2 separate regions of the Homo sapiens genome follow, and region 1 is linked to region 2. A link is a loop called in an ENCODE intact Hi-C map of the cell type or tissue named here. Cell type or tissue: chondrocyte. All regions are shown on one strand. Links, peaks and the distances in the headings refer to the core of each region. The heading gives the core; the rest is flanking DNA. Region 1 has its middle 33 kb from the start of FANCC. Region 2 overlaps PTCH1 (patched 1).

Region 1 (5,374 bases), core at 125-5,124, 140 kb after region 2:
TATGTTTAAGTCAATAGATAATATCTTTAATGGAAAAATTGAGAAACAACAGTATAAATATAGCATTTACAGATATGATAGTAAATACCAGACCAGCTAAGAGTTGAATATTGTTGTCTCTGTAGAGCAGAAGACTGCTATTTTTATAGTAATTCTTATATTATTTGTTGTTTTAAACAATGTGCATGCGACTACTTTGAAATCTTTAAAACTTAAAAAGTAATATGGCTTATTTTAGAAATATAAAAGAGAAATAAAAATGAAATCAGTACACTGAGATTTTCTATTATATATCCTTGAAACCATTACCATTTTCTTTTCCTGCTTTCCATTGGACACTTTGAGATTTCCTTGGCTGGTTGAAATTAGATGGTATTTTTGTTCATGCAATGGTTGTCCTTATACTCATTCACCCCTCATGATTTCTTAGGTGTATAACACCTGCTTCTTCCCCTAAAGAGACTGGTCTTCTAAGCTGAACTTACTTCCCACATTCCCAGTCCTCATTATGTCAATATCATTCAGATATTTAGTTGTGTTTTCTTTGGTCCTATATTTTTCTTGAAGCAACAAAAACCTGTATCAAAGTATTTGATCATTGGCAGGGCATGGTGGCTCATGCCTGTAATAACACTTTGGGAGGCCGAGGTGGGTGGACCATCTGAGGTCAGGAGTTCCAGGCCAGCCTGGCCAACATGGCAAAACCCTGTCTCTACTAAAAATTCAAAATAAATTAGTCAGGCATGGTGGCGCACACCTGTAATCCCAGCTACTTGGGAGGCTGGGGCAGGAGAATCGCCCGAACCCTGGAGGCAGAGGTTGCAGTGACGAGAGATCGCACTACTGCTCTCTAGCCTGGGCGACAGAGTAAGACTCCATCTCAGAACAAACAAACAAAACAAAAACAAAGTATTTGATCATTGTTACTTCCTGTCTCATTTGCAGTATCTTTTTCAATATGTTTACTGTCTTCTTTAAGTAATTTTTTTTTTTACCATGGGTAGTGCTTGGTTTATTGGTATTAAAAATAGTTCTTATGTACATAACAAGCTGATATAAAGGCACTCTTTTTTTTTTTCGAGATGGAGTCTAGCTCTGCTCCCCAGGCTGGAGTGCAGTGGCATGATCTGGGCTCACTGCAATCTCCGCCTCCCGGGTTCACGCCATTCTCCTGCCTCAGCCTCCCTAGTAGCTGGGACTACAGGTGCCCGCCACCACGCCAGGCTAATTTTTTGTATTTTTAGTAGAGACGGGGTTTCACCATGTTAGCCAAGATGGTCTCGATCTCCTGACCTTGTGATCCGCCCATCCCAAAGTGCTGGGATTACAGGGGTGAGCTACCGCACCCAGCCTGTAAAGGCACACTTTATGCCGGGAGCGGTGGCTCACGCCTGTAATCCCAGTACTTTGGGAGGCCGAAGCTGGCAGATCACTTGAGGTCAGGAGTTCAAGACCAGCCTGGCCAACATGGTGAAACCCCGTCTCTACTAAAAATACAAAAATTAGCAGGGCGTGGTGGCAGGGGCCTGTAATCCTAGCTACTTGGGAGGCTTAGGCACGAGAATCATTTTTGGCATGAGAATCATTTGAACCTGGGAGGTGGAGGTTGCAGTGAGCCAAGATCTCACCACTGCACTCCAGCTTGGGTGACAGAGGGAGGCTCTGTCTCAAAAAAAAAAAATTTTTAAATAGAAGTTAAAGTATGGATTACATGGAATTTTTTTTCCTGGAAGCACTTAAGTCACAAATATGCCACAATGAAGATATCAAACACAAAAGAGGGGCGTGGGCAGGAACAGTGATCCTCATCACAGCTTCTGATCCAGCAGATGTTGACTGTGGATGGAAGGTGGCACATGCCCGCAACTTGGTATAGAAGTGAATTCCCACCAAAACCCAGGGGTGCACAATGTGTAGACAACTCACTTGCATGTTAGAATACCAACAAGATTCAGCTGCAGAGTAAACCCTGCATCGCAGCTAAGCCATGAGGTTGAGTTGTGGATCTTGGGGGACTGATGAAAGTTTGCTGGACAATTACCGTGTAAACGTCATGACCCGTCAGTACGTAACACTGCTTCCGTCTCTACAGTAGCCACGGGCACCGCAGCGGCCTCAGAGCAGAAGGCACAGGGTACTACCAGGGAGGCATCGCAGGGCGTCAACACCGAGGACCTGAGGCCACCGCCTTGAGCCACGCCGCGTGCAGGAGCGGGTCCTGCGCGTTCGGCCCCGGGAGGCGGCCTGCAGAAACCGTCCAAAGGGCTGGCCTTGTTGTTCGGGCACACCTCTGACTGGGCCCCAGTTTCTGGAGGGCAGGTGTGGGGAAGGCTTGTCCCCAGCACCGGGCTTTGCACATCATCTGTGCCCAAGGTGTTTGGGGACCAAAGCTCTAAGCAGCGCCTATTGGTGTGCGCGAATCAAGAAAAGGAAATTTAAAATGGACACGTTGTATTACCCTTTAGAACCATGACTTAAAATGAAGAACAGTAACTCCATATAAAAAGAAGTGTATTGCCAGGCGCGGTGGATCACGCCTGTAATCCCAACACTTTGGGAGGCCGAGGCGGGCGGATCACCTGAGGTCAGGAGTTCAGGACCAGCCTGGCCAACATGGTGAAACCCCATCTCTACAAAAATGCAAAAATTAGCGAGGCATGGTGGCGCAAGCCTGTAGTCCCAGCTATTCCAGAGGCTGAGGCAGCAGAATCGCTTGGACCTGGGAGGCGGAGCTTGCAGTGAGCCGAGATCGCGCCATTGCACTCCAGCCTGGGCAACAGAGCGAGACTTCATCTCAAAAAAGAAAAGAAAAAAAATAACTTTATTTAGATGTTAGAGTCATCTAGTGATTGAACAAGATTGGACATGAATCCACCCAGGCCTGGGGCTGCGCTGCAGAGCAGCCACCGCGGACATCCGCGGATTTCACCTGCAACAGGGAGCGGTCAGTGTGCTAGCTGGCCTTTGTGCTTCCAAACGTTTTTCCAACAGACGGCTGTGGCTGCAGTTTTCAGAAGATATGCTCTGGACTCCAAGGACCAGCGTGGTGGGGAGGGACCCTTTGTATAGAAAGTGCTGTCCTGGGAGCTTCCCCACGGACACTTTCGGGCATCTAAGCGATCCGCGGAGCGGGCAGCTGTGGCCTTCGGTCCTCGAGCTCCCACGGCGGCCACAACCAGACTTCTTCACCAGCAATCAACCAAAAAGCATCCTCTCAGAGTCTCTTTGAACCTGGCTGTGATGATAAGAGCCAAATGTTTGCTGATCTAAGACGTGTATGCAAAACACAGAAGACTGCAGTTTAGGAACACCCTACAAAATCGTATTTTCCAAAAACAGGGCGCTGGGAGCCGGGGCGCGCCCCTGCCTTTCGCGTCAGGAGAACCACCTCCGCCTCCGGAGGGAGTCCGTCCCCGTGAGGGCCGCTCCCAGCCCCGGCTCGCCGTCTGAAGACAGCAGTTCCGGGAACCGCGACGACAGCATCGAACTGGAGATCAGGAAGTTTTGGTGGAAAAGGCCAAGGAGTGGTGTGCACGCGGAGCCCGGGACCCGGGCGGGGACAGAGCGGGAGCGCGGGCGCAGCCCGTTAGCGCCGGCGGCAGAGTCTCAGCCAGAGGCTGCGAGGGGCCCAACAGGCCGCCAAAGGTGCTTCTGGCCAGAGATGCCACAGCGCGCACCTAGGCAGGAGGCACAGGGGACCTTTCACAGGGGCTGCGGGAGCTGGCGCTTCCCCGCCCTAGGCCGGGAGCTGAGAGGGGCTCTAGCGCCCAGGCCGACTGCGCCCTGACCGGGAGCCACTGCGCCCAGCGCAGCCCGAGGGCGCTGAGCTCGGAGGATGCGGCGCGGGGCGGGGGTCTCGGGAGCAACAGAGACTGGGATCCGAGGGCCCGGCCCGCGCTGCTGCCCACGCAGCGCTTCCACTTTGGAAAGAGTGTCTCCCGCGCGGCGGGCCGGCCTCTCCAGCGCGCACCTGGGGCTGCCTCTGCAGGGCCACCCCCGCCTCCAGGGAGGCCCACGCTCGCCGGCGAGGAAGGATGGTGAGCCCTGGCCCAGCGGGAAGGCTGGAGGAACGCAGGCTCGGAGGAAAAAGCCTTTTAGACCTGGGCCATCAACGAAGGTCTCTATAGGGACTACCAGGACCGGGACGCCGTGGGCAGAGGCGCCATGCCTTCTGCGCCACCTCCCTGGGGACCGCGCGTTAGCTCGTGGTGCAGGGCCGAGCCCTGGGGCTGTGAGCGCGCGTCCCGTCTTCGTGCGCTGGTGGAAAGCGGGGTGTCCGTGCGTGCGTCTGCGAGCGTGTGTCGGCTGTAACCGCAGGGAGCGCAAACAGGCCGTTACGCATGTGTCCTGGTAGATAGGATTTTTGTAGCTTTTTGTAAATTATCTAAAATGATGTAAAAATATTTTTGGAAAATTAAGTAATTTTTTAAGAGAGCTTTCAGTATTAGCCTTTGTGTGAAAAACCTTTTGTGGCCGTGTAAGCCTGGGGATATTTTTTCACACCCTCGAGTTTTGAGAGTTTGGCTGGTGTAAAATGCTAGGTTCAAAGCTCTTTTTCCTTTAATACTTTAAAATATAAATCTATTAACTTCTTGCATCCTGTATTGCTTTTTTTTTTTCCTTTGAAACGGAGTTTCAGTCTTGTCGCCCAGGCTGAAGTGCAATGGCATGATCCCAGCTCACTGCAACCTCCATCTCCCAGGTTCAAGCGATTCTCCTGCCTCAGCCTCCCGAGTAGCTGGGATTACAGGCGTCCGCTACCACGCCAGGCTAATTTTTTGTATTTTTAGTAGAGATGGGGTTTCACCATGTTGGCCAGGCTGGTCTCGAACTCCTGACCTCAGTTGATCCACTCGCCTCGGCCTCCCAAAGCGCTGGGAGTACAGGTGTGAGCCACCGTGCTCGGCCTGCTTTTTTGATTTTTGAAGGTTATCTCTAAAAGATATTATCCCCAGATACTTTTAGAATTTTCGTTTTGTTTCTTTTGTTGTTTTTTTTTTTTTTCCTTAAGACAGGGTCTTATTCCATTACCCAGGCTGCAGTGCAGTGGCACAATCTCAACGATCTCAGCTCCCTGCACCTCTGCCTCCTGGGCTCAAGCAGTCCTCCAGAGTAGCTGGGACTACAGGCTAGCACCCACGATGGCCGGCTAATTTTTGTTTGTATTTTTAGTAGAGACGGGGTATCTCCATGTTGCCCAGGCTGGTTTAGAACTCCTGGGCTCAAGTGATCGGCCTGCCTCTGCCTTTAAAAGTGCTGGGATTACAGACATGAGCCTAGGTTTTTTTTAATGTTTTGAAACCCTATTCTAATATTAATTCTTTCTCTTTCCACCTCAGCATCAAAAGAGCCTTTGAATCTGGGAAATTTATCT
Region 2 (5,374 bases), core at 169-5,168:
TGAGAAAACGGCTTTAAGAAATAGTGATGATAAAAACAGGAATTTTGAGATGAAGGAAAATGTAGGCTTCTTGACTCCCTCTTTCTCCTCCCACCGCTGTTTTTTTTCCTTTTGTGAATTCTTCCACATTCCCACCCCCACTCCCTGATTTCCTCTGCTCCTTTACTGGGAAACCAGCAACCTTCACAAAATAGACTCAAACATCACACAGCCTCTTTTTAAATAGAGGCTTTCTAAGAGAAAATAACAAAAGAATTTTTCCTAGCTGCCTAAGAAATTCTTTCTTCTTACTTTATTTTCCTCATGAGATTTACACATTGTTGTAATAAGTAAAAAATGATAAATATGATACCATCATTTTGGTCTACACATGATCCAGAAAAAAAAATTGCACATGTTTAATACCTTGCTTAATTGCAAACAAAGCTTGCAATTTGAGAGAATTGGGATTAGGGCTAAATATCTATTAACTGCTCTTTCTAGAGATTTGGGGACTAGGATGACCCTTTTTTTTTTCTTTTTTTTTTTTAATAGGCTACAGTTTCACATGGCTCCCAAAAGAAATCTCTCTCCCTTTTTGTTTCCCACACCAATTGATTTATCATTTTGCTTGCAAGCAGATCCAGAATGTTAGGGCAAGAACACACTCACTTTTTTCTCGTAACTTTTTTGTTGCGGACCGAAACCAGTTGACTTGAATAAATTTTTCTGAGGCCTGAATGTAGCCAGCAACGTGGAAAAATCTTGCCATTCAGGGCCGTCTGAATGTACATTTCAGCCACACAGTAAGCTGCATTGGGAGGCGCTGGACTGCTAAATGCAACCATTTTTCGCAGCAGCGAGTTAGACAGGTGATTAGCATAATTAGCACCGAGCAGCTATACATATGGTAATGCTGAGTGTGTAAATGCCAGCTGCGGTGTAAAATTTATGTCAGGGGTCGGCAGGGCTGTGCGAAAGTATTGTGTTCCAGCTGCAGGTCAGGGCCGCCAAAGCTTACCTCCTTTTCTCTTGTTGGTGAATACGCCAAACAGAAGAGAAAGACAGAAATATAACAGATACGGCTTTGATGGGACAGCCCAGTTCTGTGCAAGAGGGACTGCTCTATAAAACACACACACTCACACACACTTGCAGAAATCCCATTACTTTCTGTAGAAATCGTGTGTGTACTTCATGCAGGGTCCAGATGAGTGGGGCCGGGATGGAGGTAGGTAAATGATTCCCTGGGAGGAAAAAATTCAGTCATTGAAGTTTTAAAAGGAGTTAAAAGTTCTGTTTTGTTTTTCTTCCCACCCATCCTTTTACCCCCCACACCATTCCCTCCACCACTCTCCTGCCCACATTGTCTTATTTCACATTAGATGGGGGGATATCCTTGCTGGATGGGATAGCATTGGTCCTTTAGAAGAGGAGGAACTAACCGTTCTGGAGGTGTTAGCCTTGAACAAAATATAAGGTTTCAGCAGTGCAACTCTTCCCAAACTGCTTGACTAGCTTTAGAAAGGGGCTAAAAAAAGCTTTTGTGGGCTTTTTGTTCTTCCTCTGGGTAGCTATACTTACTCGCCTACCTATACTTACTCCCCCTACCTCCACTGTCAGACCCACCAAATTCTTTATAGATTTAAAAAAAAAAAAAGAATCACATGGGTTTCTTGTTTGAAAGGATAGTCTTGAATGGCTCACATACTTTGAAATGCATGATGCGGGAATTTATTGCTATGATGAGTTTATACATTTTGCACTTGAGGTATTTTCTCTGCCACGCCCCCACCTCCACCCTTCCGTTTTTTGGTTGGTGGCTATAAGAAGTGGTGGTGTTGACAGAATATAGTTCACACCATGCTGACCCGGTGATGAAACTTCCTCACGGCACCAGGGGGTCCTTATGTACTGGCCCCTAATCCAGCTAATCCTGATGGCAACAAAATCATGAAAGTGGCCCCCAGTGACGTGAGTCTCCCTGCACAGATGCAGAGGGAAGGAACAGTGCAGGAGATAAATGAGGCCAGCGTGGTATTCACCGGAGGCCAGGGAGCCTGCGTGCGAAGGTGGAGACTCGCATTGTCTTCTCCCCCATGTCGGCTCAAGTGGGAGGCCAATGAAGAGAGGCCCAGGCTGGATAATGGCAAGAAGACTGTTCAGAGCTGAGAGGTGATGTCAGCCCCACAGAAGCTGAGAGAAGGAAACTGGGGTTAATGTTATGCAATGCCTTGAGTGCTGTGATGGAGAGCCTGCCGTGGAAGCACTTGGGTTTTGTTGTTGTTGTTGGGTTTCTTTCTGTTTCTATTTTTTTAATGAAGACTTCAGGAGGTTTCAACTAAGCTTGATGAAAACACGCTGTGTTGGTTCCTGGGTTCTGCTGCCTGCTGCTGCTGGAGTGTGGCCTCTGAGCCAGCGCGCGCTCGTCATCACACCTCTGGGCCCGCCCACTTCCTGCAGAGCGACGGGACCTGGGTGTGCATCTGCCTGCCTGTTGCGCTTGAGCGGCCTGGTTGCACCTGAGGTTGTGGTAGAACCTGGGACAGTTCCCAGCTTGGAAAGTACGCTGTTCCGGATGGAAGACATTTCCGCCTGTGCTCTGCAGGAAGTCAGCAACGTTCTTGGGCCTGTCTCAGGTGGCGCGGTGCACAGCCCTCATTTGCCAGTGTGGCAAGTAACCAATGAAGAAGGGGCCTCCTGGCAGATGCAGCGTCGTCTCGGGAACTCGTGGCTCCTTGGGAGCTGGTGGGAGCTGCGACAGGCAGCAGGTCCAGCGTGGGCAGAGTGCCGGGCTGACCTGATTGCATCTGACAGGGCGAGCAGGTCTGCGTCAGGGAAAGCCATTCAGAGGGAGCAGCCTGGGCAAGGCTGATAACAGATGGCACTGCCAGCAGCTGGTGGGGGCGGGGAAGCTTGCTTCCGGCGCATGCGCGTTGCAGAACCCCGCGCGAGCGCCTGCGCACTACCTGCGCCCAGCCTGCCACATGCCCCGTGCGGTCCCGTGCGGTTCCGTGGGCAGGTGGGGGTGTCCTTTTCTCGTTATGCTTTGGTGGTTGACCTCTCACTGGGCTCACTTCATGAAGGCACATTCTCTTTGGGCTGATTGTAGCGTTTTTCCCATGGCAACACGCAGGGGCACAATCTCATAAGGAAAAAAACGGCCCAGAAACTTGGACAGCGGTTGGCTCCTCCTGAATAAAAGAGATGGGTGGGAGAGGACTAAAATTCACAGCCCGTGAATTTTCAGCCAATTGCTCACATTACTGAATTTTCTTTTTTTTTTGTTTTTCGATTATAAAAAAGAGGCAGTGCTAATAATTTTGCAGTTACACCCGCTTAGAGATTTGTACTTTTTCGGCCTCACAGTAAGTAAATGCAACATTGAAAGGAGGACCTGAGCAACTAAAAGAAAAAGAAAATCTCTCTAGAGGCTGTTAGATAATTCATGGGATTAATCAAATGCAAATGCAACGCTTGCATATACACAGACCCTATTTTCCTAATTGGACTCTGAGTGGGTACTTTTCAGGCTGAAAGGGTCATTTGTTTTGACTGATTGACTTTTTGAGGCTTTGGGGGGAATTAATAACTTATACAGATGACTGCCTGTTCCCAAGGCTCTGTATTGAGACTGCGCATTCATTTATTCATTCAGCACACTTGGTGTGCCATGCCCCTGGTGCCCCTCTGCGTCCCTCACATACGGAGGTGCATGGGCAGGACTTGAATTTTGTGGAAAATAACTTCGGTTGGTCCCTCAGATCATCTTTATGTGGATCACAATAAGCTTTTGCTAAAAGGTTTTTGTGTGAATGACACAGAAGTTTCTTAAGCTCTGTGCAGAAGGCTGTGCTGAGGAGGGGCACAGCAGGGAAGCGTGATGAGGGAAACATCTCTTGTCTACAGTGGATTGGAATCATATTGGCCTAGAAGTATGGGCCTCTGGGTCAGCTGGCATCCCACCTGAGCTAGCTAGCCTTTCTTCACTTTGGAAAGTTAAGCCTGGCTTGATTTGGGGATGAGAGGATCAGCAGAGCTTGATCAAAAACTTATTTGCAGAAGTGATGCTTCTTTTGCCTTTCAAAGAATTGGCTTAAGCCTTGGATTTCTGGAGAATAAGATGGCAGAATTTGCAGGTAAAGAGGCTTAGGGCTGCATGTTCTCTGTGTGCCTTCATCTGCCCCCTCTAAGACAGGACTCTCTGGGGACCAGAAGGAAAATGAGGCCTGTCCACTGTGACCCAGGGAGCCCTACTGAAAAAAATGCATCTCCTCACTGGCTGAGAAAAGTCTTTGATGCAACATGGTTGTACTTTAAATAAAAATACGGATTATTGTCATATTTCACGCATTCTAAAATTCTAGCTGTGAGCGTAATACAGGTTGAGTATCCCTTATACAAAATGTTTGGGACCAGAAGTGTATGGGATTTTGGATTTTTTTAAGGGGGGGTGATATTCACACATAAGCATGATGAGAAAGCTTGAGGATGGGACCCAACTCTAAACATGAAATTTGTTTATGTTTCAACTACTTTATGCATCTAGCCTGAAGGGAATTTTATACGATATTTTAAGATAATTGTGTGCCTGAAACAATGTTGGTGTATATTGAACTGTCTGAAAGCAAAGATGTCACTATCTCAGCCACCCATGTGGACAATCTGGTTGTGTGGCATTCCCATCCTTCCTGACTTAAAATTTATATGCTGCCGATAAGCAATCATTTTCTTAAACTAATTCACACCTACGTACTTACCAGTAAAAAAACCACGACATTCCATTAATGCAGTGAAAAAAATAATGTGTTCAGGGTACCCAAGCAGCACAATAGCATCACCAGATACCTGCATCAGTGGCTAAACAACAGCAGCTTCCGGTCTCCACCTGCAATGCTGTGTTTTCACTGAGAGGTTACTGTACACCATGTTTTATTTTTTTAGGTGAGAAGAAACATCAGAAGCAGTTGAAGGATCAGGGAGTGGGTTGTGTAGGGGCGAGGAGACATCTGCTGGATGGCTTTTCAGAATGTTTCCTCCAGCATCACCGGCCTCATTAACAATAGTTTCTGTCTTAAGACGTCTCTCTTTGATTTTATGAATTGACATGATTTCCTGTTTGGTTGTGAATGCACGATGCGTTAGTTTTCAATAAGCCCATCACACATTTTTACCAGGTCTGCTATAGTTAACTTTTTGTGCAGTTGTAACATGTCATCTTCATGGTTGTGAGCCTGTTTTGACTGTGACTGATTACATGAGGTCAGATGTGGAATTTTCCACTTGGAGCATCATATTGGCACTCAGGAAGGTTTTGGAGCATTTGAGACCTTCAGATTAGGGATGCTCAACCTGTCTAGTGTGCTCTGTGGAATTTGGCACTCCTAGGCTACCT

Evidence for each region. Peaks named below come from ENCODE experiments on the same cell type or tissue, not always from the same donor. Only the 100,000 strongest peaks of a DNase experiment are listed, where the experiment ranks them.
Region 1: a loop joins it to region 2, with 1.9 times the contacts of the local background. A loop is called at or near these places in 3 of 110 quality-filtered maps.

The regions. Positions count from the first base shown.
Region 1 is chr9:95,348,048-95,353,421 of GRCh38, reverse strand. No RefSeq gene overlaps it. Among named protein-coding and RNA genes, the nearest start is that of FANCC, 33 kb to the right of the region's middle. In chondrocyte, for the core only: no CTCF peak of the experiment used is centred there; DNase peaks (open chromatin) are centred at 2,182, 3,049, 3,454 and 3,959.
Region 2 is chr9:95,491,693-95,497,066 of GRCh38, reverse strand. All of the region lies in intron 2 of PTCH1 (patched 1), which reads left to right. Among named protein-coding and RNA genes, the nearest start is that of PTCH1, 15 kb to the left of the region's middle. RefSeq lists enhancers at 1-1,490, 2,251-2,470, 2,521-2,570, 1,907-2,646, 2,631-2,720 and 1 more. In chondrocyte, for the core only: no CTCF peak of the experiment used is centred there; no DNase peak of the experiment used is centred there.